Regions from separate parts of the Mus musculus genome. Here region 1 is linked to region 2. A link is a loop called in an ENCODE intact Hi-C map of the cell type or tissue named here. Cell type or tissue: heart. All regions are shown on one strand. Links, peaks and the distances in the headings refer to the core of each region. The heading gives the core; the rest is flanking DNA.

Region 1 (8,335 bases), core at 91-8,090, 92 kb before region 2:
TTTTTTTTTTTTTAAATCTAAGTATGGTAGCTCATTTCTAAAATCCCAGCATGTTGGAGGTAGAGAGAGGAAGATCAGTAGTTTGAAGTTAACTTGGGCTATATTAGACGCTGTCTCAGAAAACTATTCTTAGCTGGCTGTTGGTGGTGACCTTTAGACCCCACACCCAGGAGGGAGAGGCATGTGATTCTCCATGTTCTAGGCCAGCCTGGTCTACACAGTGAGTTACAGGACAGCCAGGGTTATACAGAGAAACCTGTCTTCAAAAAACCAAGCTAAATCAAACAAGCCCAAACCCAAACCAAACCAATCAAACAAACAAAAAAACAAAACAAAACCTTCCAAACTGACCACTCCTTTTTAAGTAAATTTTCTTAAAGTCATTTAAAAAAAACAAAACAAAACAAAACAAAACAAAAAGCCATTTTTTCCCCAGAAAGATCATAGGGATCCACACTCCCATCCAAATGGTATCACCTCACTAGCTTTTAAATCCGTCCTTTCTTTTCCACATATTTCTTTCTACACTATACTCGACGAACTCGTCTATCTCTAACCCCCATCATGCCCTCAAGCACCAGGCCAGGAGTTTCCAGCTGCCAGCTGGACATCGACACCTGCATGTCTTCTAAACAACTTTGATTTATTTGAACTGAACTCATTTTCCCTCCTCCTCAATGTACTCATTTCTGTAATTCCAGTGTTGATTGATGGGGCCTGGTCAGAAAACCAGGGGTCATTTTCAATTCCCCCTCCTCCTTCTCCAAATATTAACAAGTTACTAACAACCACTTTGTGCAATATAATATTTTATTTTATTTAATTTTCACAACAGCTGCAATGGTAGCTTTTAGGTTTTGTTTGTTTTATTGGTTTTTTTTTTAATTTTTATTTTTATGAGACAGAGTTTCTCTGTGTAGCTCTGGCTGTCCTGAAACTTGTTCTGTAGACAAGGCTGGTCTTGAACTCAGAGATCCGTCTGCCTCTGCCTCCTGAGTGCTGGGCTAAAAGGTGTGCACCACCAATGCCAGCCTTTGTTTTATTTCCATTTTACAGATGAGGAAAACTTTGTACAATTTATTCAAGGTTACAGAGGTAGGGAGCAGGGTTTAAAATCTAGTCAGTTTCAATTCATGGCTCACACATTTAACTAAGCCCTATACTGGATCTCTATCTAATACAAATCCTATTTCATTCTTCTATACCTTTTCCCCCTTAGCTTTCATTTATGTGTGCATATATGTGCTGCTCATTTGCAGGAGCAGGTACCCTCAGAGGCCACAAGACCTCAGAATTTTGGGGGCTGAAGTTACCCAAGGTTGTGAGCTACCCAATGGGGATGCTGGGAACTGAACCCATGTCCTCTGCAAGAGTAGGCATTGCTCACTCTTAACCACCGAGCCATGCCTCTAGCCCTCACCACTTTCTTATTGTAGGTTCCTTCCTAATTAGTCACATTCAACTTTAATATATTTTCTCATGTTACCTGCAAAATAGTCCCTCTAAGATGAATAGGATCATGTCTTTCTAACTTCTTTTTTCCTTAAGACCCTTTGGTGGTTGCCTATAATCTATCATAAAAGCAGAGACATTGCTTAATATAGAGGACTCATTCTCTTCTCTGCCCATCCCCAGACATCCTACATCCCTTAAACATTTCCATTACACAATCTGAATTGGTGATAATTTCCTAAAAATACTGTAGAGTTTCTTCCTGCAATGGGTTTAAATATGTTATTTCCTGTGCCAGAAATTGCCTTTCCCCATTTCCAGAACTATTTCTCCTTTATGCCTTTAAAAGGTTTTTAAAAGAAGATTAAATTTTTTTTTGTATATGAGTGCTTTGCCTGCAAGTATGGATGGGTACCACATGTGTGCCTGGTGCACAAGAAGGTGAGAAGAAGGCAGTGCATCTCCTGGAACTGGAGTTATGGATGGTTATTAACCACTATGTGAGTTTTGGGAATCAAACCCAGGTTCTCTGCAAGAAAAATCAGTGCTCTTAACTGCTGAGCTATATATAGCTCCAGCCCACATCCCTTTATACCTTCCCATGTGTTAAATATGTCCACCTCTAGGAAGTCTTCCCCCAATTTTTTGAAACATATACCGTTTTGTTTTGTTTTGTTTTGTTGAAACAGGGTCCCATTATAGCCTGGGCTGCTTTCCAACATGCTGTGTAGCACAGGGTGGTATTAAACTCCCAAAGCCCTTAGATCCATCTCCCAATGGCTGGGAGCACAGGCATGCATTATCATGTCCAGCTCAGTAACCTAGTGTGTATATGCTACTTTGTTTATATTTGTCACATTTGTTTTGTTTGCTTGTCTTTACTTATAAAGTTAACTCTTGGGCAGTGGTGGTGCACATCTTTAATCCCAGCATTTGGGAGGCAGAGGCTGGTACAGCTCTGAGTTTGAGGCCAGCCTGGATTACAGAGTAAGATCCAGGACAGCCAGGCCTGCATAGAGAAACACTGTCTATATATATATATATATATATATATATATATATATATATATTTTAAAAAGTTAGCTTATTGGCAGCAGGAACTTTCATAACTCTAGGTCTTTTAGTATTTAGCACAGTGCTTGGCATGGAAGTAGTTTGTTGATATCAGTTATATTAAATTAAATTAATTATTATAAGCCCTTGTGCTTTGTTGAAAGACTCCAGTCTTCAGTAATATGAGGTTATTTTTGTAGGAGAGGAGGTTAGGTGATGGGAGGAGGAAAGAGGACCTAAAATTGCCACCTGTTTACCCCTTAATACGGGACATGCAGAGCTGGAGAGATGGCTCAGTGCTTAGGAGCACTGGCTGTCTTGCAGAAGACCCAGCTTCAAGTCCCAGCACCCAAAGTGGTTCACACAACCATCTGTAACTCCAGTTCCAGAGGATCTGACATCCTCTTTTGGCCTCCTAAGGCACTTCATGCACTTGGTGCATGGACACACCCGCAGGCAAAATATGCAGACACATCAAAAATACTTATTTAAAAGTTAAAATGATAATAAATAATTTACAAAATGAAGGGATATATATAAATTAGTTTTAAAAAATGTATGTTTAGCCGGGCGTGGTGACGCACACCTTTAATCCCAGCACTCGGGAGGCAGAGGCAGGTGGATTTCTGAGTTCAAGGCCAACCTGGTCTACAGAGTGAGTTCCAGGACAGCCAGGGCTACACAGAGAAACCCTGTCTTGAACTCCCCCCCCCCAAAATGTATGTTTAAGGACTACAGATATAGCTGATTTTGTAGAGCCTGGATTTGATCCATAGCACTGCACAAAACAGCATTTGGGAGAGACAGGCCGAAGGGTCCGATTTCAAGGTCATTCTCTGCTATAAAGCAAGTTTGAAAGCAGCCTGGGGTTCATGAGACAGTGTCTCAAAACTACATAAGAACCACAAAAATTCCTAGCTGGCCATGGTGACACTGAAACCCAGAGGGCTTGGCAGGAGCACTGCCACAAGTTCAAGGGAAGCCTGGACAGTTAGGATAAATGTAAGACTTTGTCTTAGTATGTACATAACATGTGCAAATACATTTTACACGTATGTAAATATGTTCTTCTGTAGATGTTCTCATGCAGACACATACTTTCATGAGAGGTTGCAAACAAGCTCACAGCATAGCCAAGTGCGGGTTCTGCAGCATATAGACAGAAGTTATGAAGTAAAGATCCTGAAATTTGTTAAGAAATGAATATGCCTGGAATTAGTTGTTATGTAGCAACATGTGGGGCATGAAGATACACCCACTATTCCTGAAAAGTGAGAACATGAAATCTTTATTGTTTACGCAATTCGTGTTTACTGATTCCCGGGCACCACAATGTATTGCTTACACTTGCGTGTAGCTTGAATTGAAACTATCAGTGGCACAAGTAGTAAGCCTGCAGTCTACGTTTTTTCTATTATTGTTGGAACCCCACCTTCCAGAAACCATTCTATTTTCAGGGAAAATCCGGACTTAAGGACCTGGGGTTTCGGCCTATCACCTTAGGATAATAGCTTGTGGGGCAGTGCCCACTGCTTGATTGATGCACGGGGTGAGCCAATTTCTTGGGTTGAGGGACACAGATTGGAGGAGCATGCGTGTGGTGCTTCTCAAACTACTGGGGCAGTGAGTATTGGAGATGCAGGTTCCGGGGCTGCTACCAGTACCACCCGGAAGTCTGAATGACGCTTGCATTATAGAGTACCAGCCCTAGTCTGCATGGCAACTATTCAGAGTGAAGGGCCCGAGGCTCGGGCGGTGTGTGCGTGCGCGCATGCGTGCGCGCGTGCGCGCCGCCGTCGTCTGGGGGTTGGCTGGTTATTTTGCAAGCGGGAGGGGCTGTGCGCGCTCTTGCCTCAGGCCTCTGTCCCCCACCCCCTTCGCCGGTACCGGGCTCTTCTTCGGAAAGATGTCGGACACCGCAGTGGCTGACACTAGGCGCCTTAACTCGAAGCCCCAAGACCTGACCGACGCTTACGGGCCGCCCAGTAACTTCCTGGAGATAGACATCTTTAATCCACAGACGGTGGGCGTGGGCCGCGCGCGCTTCACCACCTATGAGGTTCGCATGCGGGTGAGTCACGGGGTGAGGGAGACAGCTGAGGGAGGACGGAGCAGGAGGGGAGGGGGCATGGGGACGACTAACGGCGGGCCGCCTTGGAGGGGTCATGTGAGGGTTAGGGCTTGGAAGGTTTGGAGAGGAGGCTGCAGACTCAGCTGTGGCCCGAGGGTACAGAAAAGTCCAGAGGGGACTTGGGGCGGGGATGAAGGAAAACAAGTACTTACAAGGAAGAAGTGAGGCATGGCTGGACAGGGTGTGGACGATGGACAAAGATTAGTGAGGAATCCAAGTAGACTAGAACATGATTGACAGGACGGGAGGGGAGGATGGAAGAAGGCTGGGGGATGGAAAGCCAAGGCGATGTATCGCTGGGTTCTATAACTAAACTAGGTTATGGGAAGCCATTCTAAAGGGGGGAGGGCAGGAGGGCTCAGCTTCTTCCTAATAAGATCTCTCTGGGATGATGGAGTTAAGCAAAACCTTTAGTTCAAGGCAAGAGTGAGTGAAGGAAAGGGAGACAGTGGGCTTATGGGAGCAGTAGAAAAGCAATTTGCAGACAGAATGCTTTGCTGACTTGTGTAAGATTGACATCTGCAAGAGAGAACTGTTTTATGCTTAAGTTTCTTAGGTACCACAATGTCATGTCTCACGTGAAACCCGGCCCTGCACCGGGATTGGGGATTGTCAGCTGCTGCTCCCATCCTCTGCTAAGCCTTTAGATGTGAAGTATCCACAATGGTGACTTCAGGTTTTATTGGCGTTCACTTAGGGTTTATGGGAAAGGCAGCATTTGCCTTGTCTTCCCCTAATCTGTAGTTACTTTAATACATGACATTTCAGAAGGGCTCCAGGAATGGCTTCTTCTAGTCTGCACCCCAGGGGACTTTATTCTCTTACTCCACAGTGCTTAGTCCACAGTGCAAGATATAGTACATGGTTCACAGGTATTTTTTTTTTTTTTGCCCAGTTGAAATGGTACAGATTAAAAAAATTTAAGAACCATTTTTTCTTTTTTACTTGTGTTTTCTTCTCAGGTTAGAGATGCAGGATATTCTTTTCGAACAGTATCTCTTTTGAATAGCTTTGAAGATCTATGAGTCATATGAAGTTCTCATTTTTTTAAAAAGATGAATTGAATTAAGAATGTTTGTTCTACCTGTGCCTGACAATCTTATGGAGCAATGGCACCCTCTCAATTGAGAGGGGGCAGAAAGCCATCACAGCATGAAGCACAACTGTTTTTATGGAGGCTAGACTATTTGAAATGTTCTCTTTGGAGAAGGATGGGATTTATCTTCTTCAAACTGATAGAAGAGAGGTGATCATGGAGGAAGGCTTGACTACTCAAGGGACCCTAAGTCTAACTTGTTCAGTGTAAAGAGTGCCTTTAGGGTCTGTTCACCTTGTCTAGGTGCATAAGAACCTTAGGGATTAGTAAGGAAATAGTTCTCTAGGAATTCTGATAACAGAGACCATCCAACTAGTCCCTACTATGGGCCAAGCCCAAACTAGGTTTTAGTTTCTTTAAAAAAAATTTTTTTTTGATACCAAGTTTCTCTGTGTAGCCCTGGCTGTCCTGGAACTTGCTTTGTAGATCAGGCTGGCCTCAAACTCAGAGATCCACCAACCTCTGCCTCCCACATGCTAGGATTAAAGGCATGTGTCACTTTGCCCATCTAGGTTTTATTTTTTTGTATACCTTTTTTAAAAAACAGAAATCAGGAAAGCATGCAGTTTCTGTAATTTCCCCAAGTACATGTAATGTATAAGACCTCTGGATTTGAAACCAACTCTCTGACTCCAAAGTCCATGCTCTTTCCACGACCTTGTTAAACTTTAGTTGCAAAACTTAGTATGCAAAATGTACACTGAGACTTTGTTTTGCTTTGAGACAGGGTTTCTCTGTATAGCTCTGGCTGTCCTGGAACTCACTCTGTAGATTAGGCTTTCCTGGAACTCAGATCCACCTGCACCTGATTTCCAAGTGCTGGGACTAACCCGTATACTCAGCATTTTCCTCAGTGTCTTCCACAGTTCCAGTTATACAATGTTGATTGGAGTTCTTGGTGCTTCTTTATTTTGTGGGTTTGAGTTGATTGGAGGCTTTGGCTGTTTTATTGAACTCTAGTGTTTAGAAAGGTACTAAAATCATTTGTCATTTGTATTTATTTTTCTGGTCCTGGAAATTTAATTCAGGCTGAACACATACTCCTCATTGATCCTACCCCTTCAGCTCCTTTTTATAAATATTGATGAAGCTATTCTCTTTAATTTTATTCAGGAATGGATCCTGCCTGCCTGAGGAGTCTGGAGAGGTGCAATGGTGGCCTCACGTCATTGTACATATGGACATTTCAATGTGGACTTGAATTTTGTGTTTTCTTTCTCCTTTCACTTTATTTTCACTAATTATGTTTCTACTGTTTAAGGAACACAATATCTTTAGTAAATACTAGTACAAATCTATAATCCTATGATCCTAAATGTCTTTTTTTTCCTCTTAGGGGATTCTGATAAATTTTTCTATAATGGATGAATTTTAAACAGTTAATAACAGTTAATACATGCACATAGTATAAAATTCAGTTAGTATACTGTATGAACAGTCTCTAAATGTCATTACCAGAGGCTTTCCTTTCAAGAAAGTTTCCAGTTTCTTTTTAAAATCAAAAACTTAAAAAAGGTTTATTTGTCTTATGTCTATTTAGTGTTTTGCTCAAACATGTGTTTGAATCATATACATCCTGGAACTGGAATTAGAGATAGTGGTGAGCTGCCATGTGGGTGCTGGGAATTGAACCATGGTCCTCTGTAAGTGCTCTCAAGCACTGAGCCATCTCTCCAGCCCCCCCCCCCCCCTTCACGGTTTTTGAAATTACATTTGTATTCATTTTGTGTCCAGAGGAAGGTTTACAGAGCATGTCAGAGGACAACTTGAAGGACATGGTTCTTTCCTACCATCTGGGTTAGTAGGAATCACATTTAGTTGTCACCATTACTTGCCCATTCTTCTGGTCAGCCTCTAGTTTCTTATTTTTTCTTTTCTTTTGTTCCTTTCTAAGTTTCGTGTAGCCTAGGTTGTCCTAAAACTCACTGTGTAACTGAGAGTGACTTTCAGTTACTGATCCTCTGATTTCTACTTCTCAAGTACTGGCATTACAGGTCTTAGTCATCATGTTTGGTCACTTGTTTATTCCTTTTAAAAAATGCTTTTGTTCTTTGAGAATTTCATACCATGTATCATGACCATATTCATACCTACATTCCCCCCTAATTCCTTTCTGATCCATCTCTACCTCCCTAGCTCTTCAACTTTGAGTCTTCTTTAAAAACAAAGCAAAATCATCCAGTCCAATTTGTTTTGCTCATATACTTCAGGTATGGGACCATCCACTGCAGCATTGTGGACATACAGTGGGCCACATCCTAAAGAAAGCCTGATTCTCCCTCTCCATTTTAAGAATTGTTTAAATGACAAATTGTTATTTATATCAGACTATTTTCAACCATTGATATTTCTTGGACCTTGAAGATTTTGGGTAAAGTTGGAGCTAATGACAATCATCTGTTATTTGGCTGAGGAGGAGATTTCAATTTCAAGACTTGGGGACTGTAAGAGTTGATATAGTAAGGATCATGTGAGGCTCTACCAGCACTCCAAGATACTCCTTTCTTGCCAAGAGGCAATTGTGTAGAGAAGAAAGAGGTAGTTCTTTCTTTCTTTCTTTCTTTCTTTCTTTCTTTCTTTCTTTCTTACTTACTTACTTACTT
Region 2 (8,335 bases), core at 262-8,261:
CAGATAGTCACCCATTCTCAAGTACCAGGGCCTAGGTCTTCAACATGGGAACTTTTGTTTGGTGAGAGGATGCAATTCAGCTCATAACACTCTGGCTACAAATAAAAATTGTTACTTTTTAAAAACCTCTGTGTCGGGCTGGAGAGATGGCTCAGTGGTTAAGAGAGCTGACTGCTTTTCTGAAGGTCCTGAGTTCAAATCCCAACAACCACAGTCAGTCATTTTCTGTATTCTTTGATAATTTCAAGCATGTATGTAATGTATTGGGTCATTTTCATCCCCCGTTATCCCTCCCACCCCTTCCCACTGAACCCTTTCTTCTAACCGTTGAGTTCCCCTCTATGTTCATGACTTTTGTTTAGTGTTTGTGACCCACTGAGGTTAATTGGGGTTGCTTGTGTTAGCATGGGTGTGGTTATTTACTTTATTATGAATGACATCACAGAAGCAACCATTAACTACCAACAGATCCTGAGAATCCAAGTCAGAAATTTGACTGCTTGGGTTATGTTGTTTTTTTTCCCTATATCTCATGAAAATGCTGTTTTGCTGGGATTTGAACTCAGGACCATGTGGTTGTGGGATTTGAACTCAGGACCTTCAGAAGAGCAGTCAGCTCTCTTAACCGCTGAGCCACCTCTCCAGCCCGACACAGAGGTTTTTAAAAAGTAATAATTTTTATTTGTAGCCAGAGTGTTTCTTCCAGTATAAAATATCATTGTCAACACATCTGGTAACTGGATGTTTGTCTTTCATGTGTTCCCCTCCACCAGTAGGAAATCTCGTACTAAAAATCTAATACTTTAGGCAGGGGCAGGGGAGTCTCTATGAGTTCTAGGCCTGCCTGGGTTACAGACCGAGTTCCAGGACAGCCAGGACTACACAGAGAAACCCTGTCTCAAAAACCAAAAAAAAATACAATAAAATAAAAACGAAGTGGAATACTTTTGCTTTATATCAGTATTGGTCATTTCTTTATAGCTGCTTTTAAAATATGTTGTTTTAAGTTGTTGTTCCAAGTTATTTCAGAAAAGCTTTCTCTCCAACCCCCCCCTTCCCTTTTCCCTTTTGCCTTTTGCTCTGGCCCATAGATTACAGATCTATGTGAGCCACCTTGTAGTTGCTGGGATTTGAACTCATGACCTCCGGAAGAGCAGTCAGTGCTCTTAACTGCTGGGCCATCTCACCAGCCCTCAGGGAAGCTTTCTTGTAGCCTTTTTAACCTTTTAATTTTATTTGTTTGAGTCATGATTATTTTATTGCTCAGATTGTCCTGAAACTCACCATATCATCCAGGCTGGCCTCAAACGTGTGTTGAACCTTCAGCCTCAGCCTCCCAAGTGCTGGAATTGCAAGCATGAGCCACCACCCCATCTCTGTTCTCACCTTTATGGGTGTTTTACTAGCTTTTGCTTCCTCCTCTTAGACTCCCTGCTTTTCCCCTTCCCACTGATTTTCTCTGTTCCTCTAGTCTCTATCCTGCTCTTGTGCAAGGACTATACATATACACACAGACACAAAGACACACATACACACACATAACACAAACACAGAGAAATATATATATATAAATATGCATGTGTATTCTCCATAAAGGGTTGTAGGATCCACAAACAAAACATGGTATTTGTTATTCTATACATGGTTTATTTTGTTTTATTTTCTTGTTTTTATTTTCTTCTCTCTGTATTTTTCTTTTTTCTCTTTCGGGGGGTGGGGAGTAGGACTTGAGACATGGTCTCAGTTTTTCAAGTGCTGAGATATTCTTTGCTTGCTTTCCTTTTTATCACTTCATTCTTCTCGTTTTGGTTCTATGCAGGTCCCCTCTTCTTATCTTCTCTTTTTTTTTTTTTTTTTTTTTAAAGATTTATTTATTTATTATATGAAAGTACACTGTAGTTGTCTTCAGATACACCAGAAGAGAGCATCAGATCTCATTACGGGTGGTTGTGAGCCACCATGTGGTTGCTGGGATTTGAACTTTGGACCTTTGGAAGAGCAGTCGGGTGCTCTTACCCACTGAGCCATCTCACCAGCCCCCTTATCTTCTCTTTTATATCTTGAGTTCATTTGCTCTTTCTGCCTTAGAACTCATTTCTTTTTTTTTTTCCATTTTTTATTAGGTATTTAGCTCATTTGCATTTCCAATGCTATACCAAAAGTCCCCCATACCCCCCCCCCACTCCCCTACCCACCCACTCCCCCTTTTTGGCCCTGGCGTTCCCCTGTACTGGGGCATATAAAGTTTGCAAGTCCAATGGGCCTCTCTTTGCAGTGATGGCCGACTAGGCCATCTTTTGATACATATGCAGCTAGAGACAAGAGCTCCGGGGTACTGCTTAGTTCTAGTCTCTCTTATTTTCGATTCTTTCCTGGACCTCATTACCCTGTGCTTTAGTTGTTCAGACCCTGACTTCTTCTGCATCTTCTCTCCTTTTCTTTGTCTACTTTGAACTTGCGTTGAGATGGCAGGCTATAATGTTCATGGCTCATAAGCATGTGCTTCCGCTTTGCTGTCAATTGTCATTGCGAATCGTCCTCACTGGCTTCTAGTAAAAGCTATTGCTCATTTGCACGTGACTTTATGAATTTATGCTTATGTATTTTGATCTTTTGAGACAGGATTTTCTTATGCAGCCCAGGCTTGCCTCGGTCTGCTGAGTGCCAGAATTAGAGGCTCCTGCCATTGCATCTTTTTTTGAAAAAGAAAAGAAAAGAAAACAAAAAACAAAAAAAAACGGTTAGAAGGGTGGAGGCTAGGATCCCAGTAGGTTTTCCATTTTCGTGGCTTCTAGCTCCCTCTTCTGTTGCTTTTGTGTAATTCCCCAAAATGTGACTTCCTTTCTCAGAGACCTGGATCTAGCTCTCCTGTCCCATGGTCCTTTTTGCTTTTTACTGTATTGCTGAATCTGGATTCTGTTTCTGGCAGTGTCTTTTGCTTCTGGCTGATTAGTGTGGAGAGCTTGTGGGGCCCACACTGCTGCGGACACGGAGTTTTGGGGGACACTTAGGTCTCACCCCTCCGTACCAGCCACTTTGCTTTGTCACCTGCTCATTGCTTCCTTTCACACAGGGCTCATTTCACAACTGCTTTACAGCTGTTGGTAGTCTGCACCCGTCCACATATTTGGATTTAAGAATCTTCTTGCCTAGCTTTGTGACACTTATTGTCCATGGGCTTGGGGGTTTTCTCTAGCAGACTTAAGGTTTTGGTTCTTACATGTTTCAGATAGGGTTCTCTTTATGGAACCCAGGCTAGCCTCAAACTCCTGATGCTTCTGTCTCTGTCTCTGGAGTGCTGCGGTTACAGGTGTGCACCACTGTGCCTAACTTGTTTTCTGTTTTTATTAAGCTACTCAGGAGTGAGAATATTTTTTTAAAATTATGCCACCACCACAACCTGTCCAGAACCTTCCTATCAATTAATTTTAATTGAACTATTATAAGTTTTGCACACATTTAAAGCCATGTGTAGTAGCTCATGCTTATAATCCTAGCAGTTGTGAGTTAGAGGCAGGAGGATCAGAAGTTTGTTATCTTCAGTTACACCGTGAGTTTAAGGCGATCCTAGGCTACATGATATCAAAAAACAAAACAAAACAAAAAACCAAAAAAAAAAAAAAACTAAAAACAAAACTTCTCCCCCAAACCAAACCCCTGCACATTATAGCACATAATTGCAATCTCAACACTTAGTAGTGGGAAGCTGGAGGGTCAGAAGTTAAAGGTCATTCTCAGCTACATAGCAAGTTCTAGGCCAGTCTGGGCTGCATAGCAAGAACCCATCTTAAAAAAAAAATAAAGTAGAACCGGACCTGGTGGGACTTTAATTCCAGTAGTCAGGAGGCAGAGGCAGGTGGATCTTTGTGAGTTCAAATCTATTCTCGTTCAGTAGCAAGTTCCAGCCTCTTGCTCCCCCGACAAAAAAGTAGGAGCTGGAAACCAGGCTCATTTCTGAAGAGATGGCTGTGTAACCCATTTCTATGTAACTCAGTTCTAGGGAACCAGACGGCCCTCTCCTGGTCATTGTGAGTACTGCAAGTACGTAGCACACCCTCATACATGCAGGCAAAATATCACTGAAAAAGAAGAAATTTCACTTTATATTTTAGACACGTCTGTATAGTTTTTATTTTCTGATGTTTCAGGAATTATTCTTGCAACCAGTCTCCCTCTTGCTCTCACGTTCATTTCATCTTCATTTTGTTATTTGAGAATTTCATACATGTCTACCGTCTGTTGTGACCAAATCCACCCTCCAGTTCTCCCAGCTCCTCTCTACCAGGTCCTGAGCCCATATACCGTTCATATGATCTGAAACCATATCCTTGAAAAAAACTTGATTCTCCCTACCCCAGCAGCCATCAGCTACCAATAGCTCCTCAGCTAGGGGTGAGGCCTTATAAATCCCCTGTCTAGCCATGCTGGAATTTTGATTGGCTTGCTGTCATAGCCACAGTGAGTTGCATGTATGCAACCAGCCTGCTATGTCCAGAAAACACTATTTCATGGCATGTCTCTAACTCTTACAGTCTTTCTGACCTGCCTTCTGTTTTGTATGTTTGTTTGTTTTTCAAGACAAGGTTTCTTGGAACAGTACTGGTCGTCCCCTGAACTGGCTCTGTAGACCAGGCTGGCCTTGAACCCATTGAGATCCTCCTGCCTCTGCCTCCTGAGTGCTAGGAATGAAGGCGTGTGCAGCCACCACCTTGCTCCGGCTTCTGCTTTGATCCCTGAACTTTGGTGGTGGTGGTATAGGTGTGATGGCACTGTCTCTCATTAGGACTGAGCACTTTGCAGCCTCTAGTTCTCTGCAGCATGACCAATTGTGGACCTGTCTTAAGCACCATCTACTGCAAAAACTAATCTGGAGGAAAGGGAGATATTGTTTGTCTGCTTTGGGTTTTTTTGGGGGGGTGGGGGTTGGGTTTTTTTGTTGTTGTTGTTGTTCGTTTTTCGAGACAGTGTTTCTCTGTGTAGCCATGGCTGTCTTGGAACTCAGTCTGTAGACCAGGCTGGCATCAAACTTGGAGACATCCACCTGTCTCTGCCTCTCAGGTGCTGGGATTAAAGGCTTCTTTCTGCTTGTTTGCTTCTTTTTAACCGAAGCTTTGGATTGCCTTTTGTAGATGAATCATCAATGTTTTCTGGAGATGTGTGTGTGTGTGTGTGTGTGTGTGTGTGCGTGCTCTTTTTTTGCTGCTCTAAGAGCTCAGTCTTAGGCCTTGTATATGTTTCTCATGTTCTCCTCAGCATATCCATTGGTTGATATGTATTTCACTCCTTTTTCTTCATCTGTTTTTGAGAGGGGGTTTCACTGGACTGTGGGCTGGCCAGAAACTCACTATGTAGCCAAGGCAGTCTTCTTCCCTCCGTCTCCTGAGGGCTGTGCTTGTGAGCCTGAACCGCCCGCCATTCCTGACTCCAATGTATTTAATTCTTAGGCTGCATTCTTTCTGGTTGCTTTCCAAGCCCGCCTCACAGCTGTCACCATGAAATTTTGTTTTTCTCACTGGAAATATGAGTTAAGTCTGCATTTTTTAATTCCCTGGATATTTTCCTTTCTGGTATTTACCCTGGTTTTGTAAGAGTACATCTTTAAGTTACATACTCGGAAAGAATAGATGTTCCTTGTATCTTTAAGTTTTAGAAAATAATCTTTCATACTCAACTTGATTTATAATTTGGTTGGATTTTAAATTCGAGGTTCAAGTTGTAGTACTGTCACCAAGAAATTTTCAGTTCCCATTTTAAATTAGTTTTTATTAATAAGTTTTGTTCTTTGATAATTTCCCATATATATATGTATATATATATATTGCATTCTAGTCACTTGTTCCCGCCTTCTTCCCATCTCTGCCATCTCTTCTTTCCTTACAAATCTCTTTCCCATATTTCCTAGTTTTTGTTTTGTGTCCCACAGAGTTTAACTGGGCTGTTTGTGTGACCCAGGCTTTGGAACTAACCATCAGAGTATGATGGGCTTACCACTGTATATAGTACTGGATTCTATGCCCCCCTCCCAGAATCTGTTAGTTGCTAAGAGATCTGCTGTAGGAAATAGGGACTTATGAGTCTCTTCCCCTTCCATAGCTGGCTGTTAGGAAGGCTCAACTTGTGTGGACCCAGAGCCAGTAGTAGGTATAACTGCTGTGAATTCGTGATTTCCATTGCTGGGACAGGCATTAAAGATGGCGTTTCTTAATACTTCTATCTTCTGGGATTTCCTTTCGTATCATTATCATCATCATCTGTGTGCTTGATGCATGTGATTGCCTGCATGGCATGTCACATATATGGAGGTGATGACAACTTTGTGGGGTTGGTTTTCTACTCTCACCTTTATATGAGTTCTTTCTATGAGTGGCAAGCTCGCTTACTCACTGAGCCATCATGCTGGTTCTGTGGTTTCCTTTTGTGGGTTTTTAATCTTGTTTAAATAATTTCAAATGGACTCAAAAGGAAGCTCAAGGGCCATTTTACTAACATTTGAAAGCAAAACAACAGATCAGGCAACCTGTAAATCTTGGCAGCTTCCAGGTAGAGGGAGTTTCAAAAAGCTGAGTGTTTTATCTTTTGAGTTCCGGTCCAGGAAATCCAGCATGTTAGAGCATTCTTAGGCTTTTGGCCAGTACCCAGAAGAGAGAGAGAAAGAATGAAAATGAAAAGTTGTGCTTCCTTTTAGTTAGAGCTCAGAAAGGCAGTGTGGTTTAGCAATGCTGCATGACAGAAGCTCTGTAAGCATCAAAGGAGGGGCTTCTGGGAACTATCATTGCGGAGGTTAATTATTCCTCCCGTTTCCGGAGCTTGTCTCCAGGTGAATGAGTTCTCCTGTTGGCTAGGTGATTGACAGAACTCTCCAGAGTAACCTTTAAGGGAGGAGGCAATGGAATAGTATGTTCTAGTCTTTGGAGCAGAGACAACTCAGAATCCATTTTTTTTTAATAGAAGGAAGTAGCTTTTCCCTTAATGGGCCTCAACAAAGCTCCAACACCTTTATCTTTTTGTATGGTATTTTAAATCCTAAGAAGGGACAATTGTGAGTCTTCCCTCTCTGTTGTTACCAAGGAAATGAGAGGTGGGTTCTAGAGCAGCATGAGAGCATGGTCTATCTTCAATGGCTTCTAAGTCTGCTAATCTGCTAATTCCTAAAATACTCTTCCCCACCAAACCACTTCAGAGATGGGCGGAAATTGGGAGACGGAAGGGCTTAGGAGCTGTGGTTCTCAACTTTTCTAATACTGCTAACCTTTAATATTTTGCTCACTCTCCAATCATAAAGTGATTTTTCTTGCTACTTTATAGCTATGCTTTTTCTAGTGTTATGAATATAACACTATGAATATAAAAAAAATCTGTGTTTTCTGGAGGTCTTAGGTGAACCCCGTGAAAAGGCCATTTGACCCCTATGAAAGAGGCCTACTATAGCTGAGCAGTGATGGTGTACACCTTTAATCCCAGCACTTGGGAGGCAGAGACAGGTGGATTTCTGAGTTCAAGGCCATCCTGGTCTACAGAGTGAGTTCCAGGACAGCTAGGGCTATACAGAGAAACCCTGTCTCTAAAAAATAAAAAAATAAAAAAACCCAACCACCCACCCACCCACCCACCCAACCAACCAAACAACCAAAAAATGGGGAAAAAAAAGAGTCCTACTCCAAAGAGGTTGCCCCCCATTGGTTGAGAACCACTGGTTTAGGGTCTTTACTTTTGCTGACTTTTAAGCATTAGAGGGTGATCAAGGAATTACATTGCAGCAGGACCATCAGATTAAAAGAGATAAAATTAAGACAGCAATTGAGTACATAAGGTTCAAAGATTAATAGCATAATCAACCAGACAACATCTATCATCTATTTATCTATCTATCTATCTATCTATCTATCTATCCCCTTTCCACTATGAAAACCTAGATATCCAGTTCCAAAGTTCTTCAAGGGGATTCGTGTTTCCACTGGAGTTGTGGTCACACTCACACAGCTTCTGGACAGCTGTGTAAAAGGAAAAGAAAGATAACAAGAGGCTAGACCACAAACTAGAGTCCCCAAACACTTCTGGTATTTCTGGCCTGTGGCCAGTACAGAACCCAAGATATGTTTGGCTTTTGGCCAAGGACAAGAATGGTGTTGTTTGTTTCTGAGATCCCTAATGTAAAACTGCCTGCTTTCACAAGCATAGCTTTTTTCCCATTCAGGCATGTAAGACCATCATATCACTAGCGTGAAGCAGAGATAACGTGGGATCCATAGTCATGGTAATAAAATAAACAGAAAAATACAGTGATTGCTGTGTCTGTGGTAAAGGTAATGGCGCTATTAACACTTCCATCTTGCCT

The links. Hi-C counts contacts between places; a loop is a spot of excess contacts. Peaks named below come from ENCODE experiments on the same cell type or tissue, not always from the same donor. Only the 100,000 strongest peaks of a DNase experiment are listed, where the experiment ranks them.
Region 1: it touches region 2 in a loop (2.2-fold over the local background); 5 of 42 quality-filtered maps call a loop at or near these places.

Annotation. Positions count from the first base shown.
Region 1 is chrX:101,218,503-101,226,837 of GRCm38, reverse strand. Snx12 (sorting nexin 12) reads left to right here and starts at 4,275. Exons shown (of 5, transcript NM_018875.2): 1 at 4,275-4,576. The coding sequence starts at 4,412. In heart, for the core only: no CTCF peak of the experiment used is centred there; a DNase peak (open chromatin) is centred at 4,207; H3K4me3 peaks cover 1,952 bases; H3K27ac peaks cover 1,641 bases.
Region 2 is chrX:101,126,875-101,135,209 of GRCm38, reverse strand. It overlaps a transcript of Snx12 not described here. Among named protein-coding and RNA genes, the nearest start is that of Gm24061, 11 kb to the left of the region's middle. In heart, for the core only: CTCF peaks have their summits at 2,812 (motif pointing left) and 4,025 (motif pointing left); no DNase peak of the experiment used is centred there.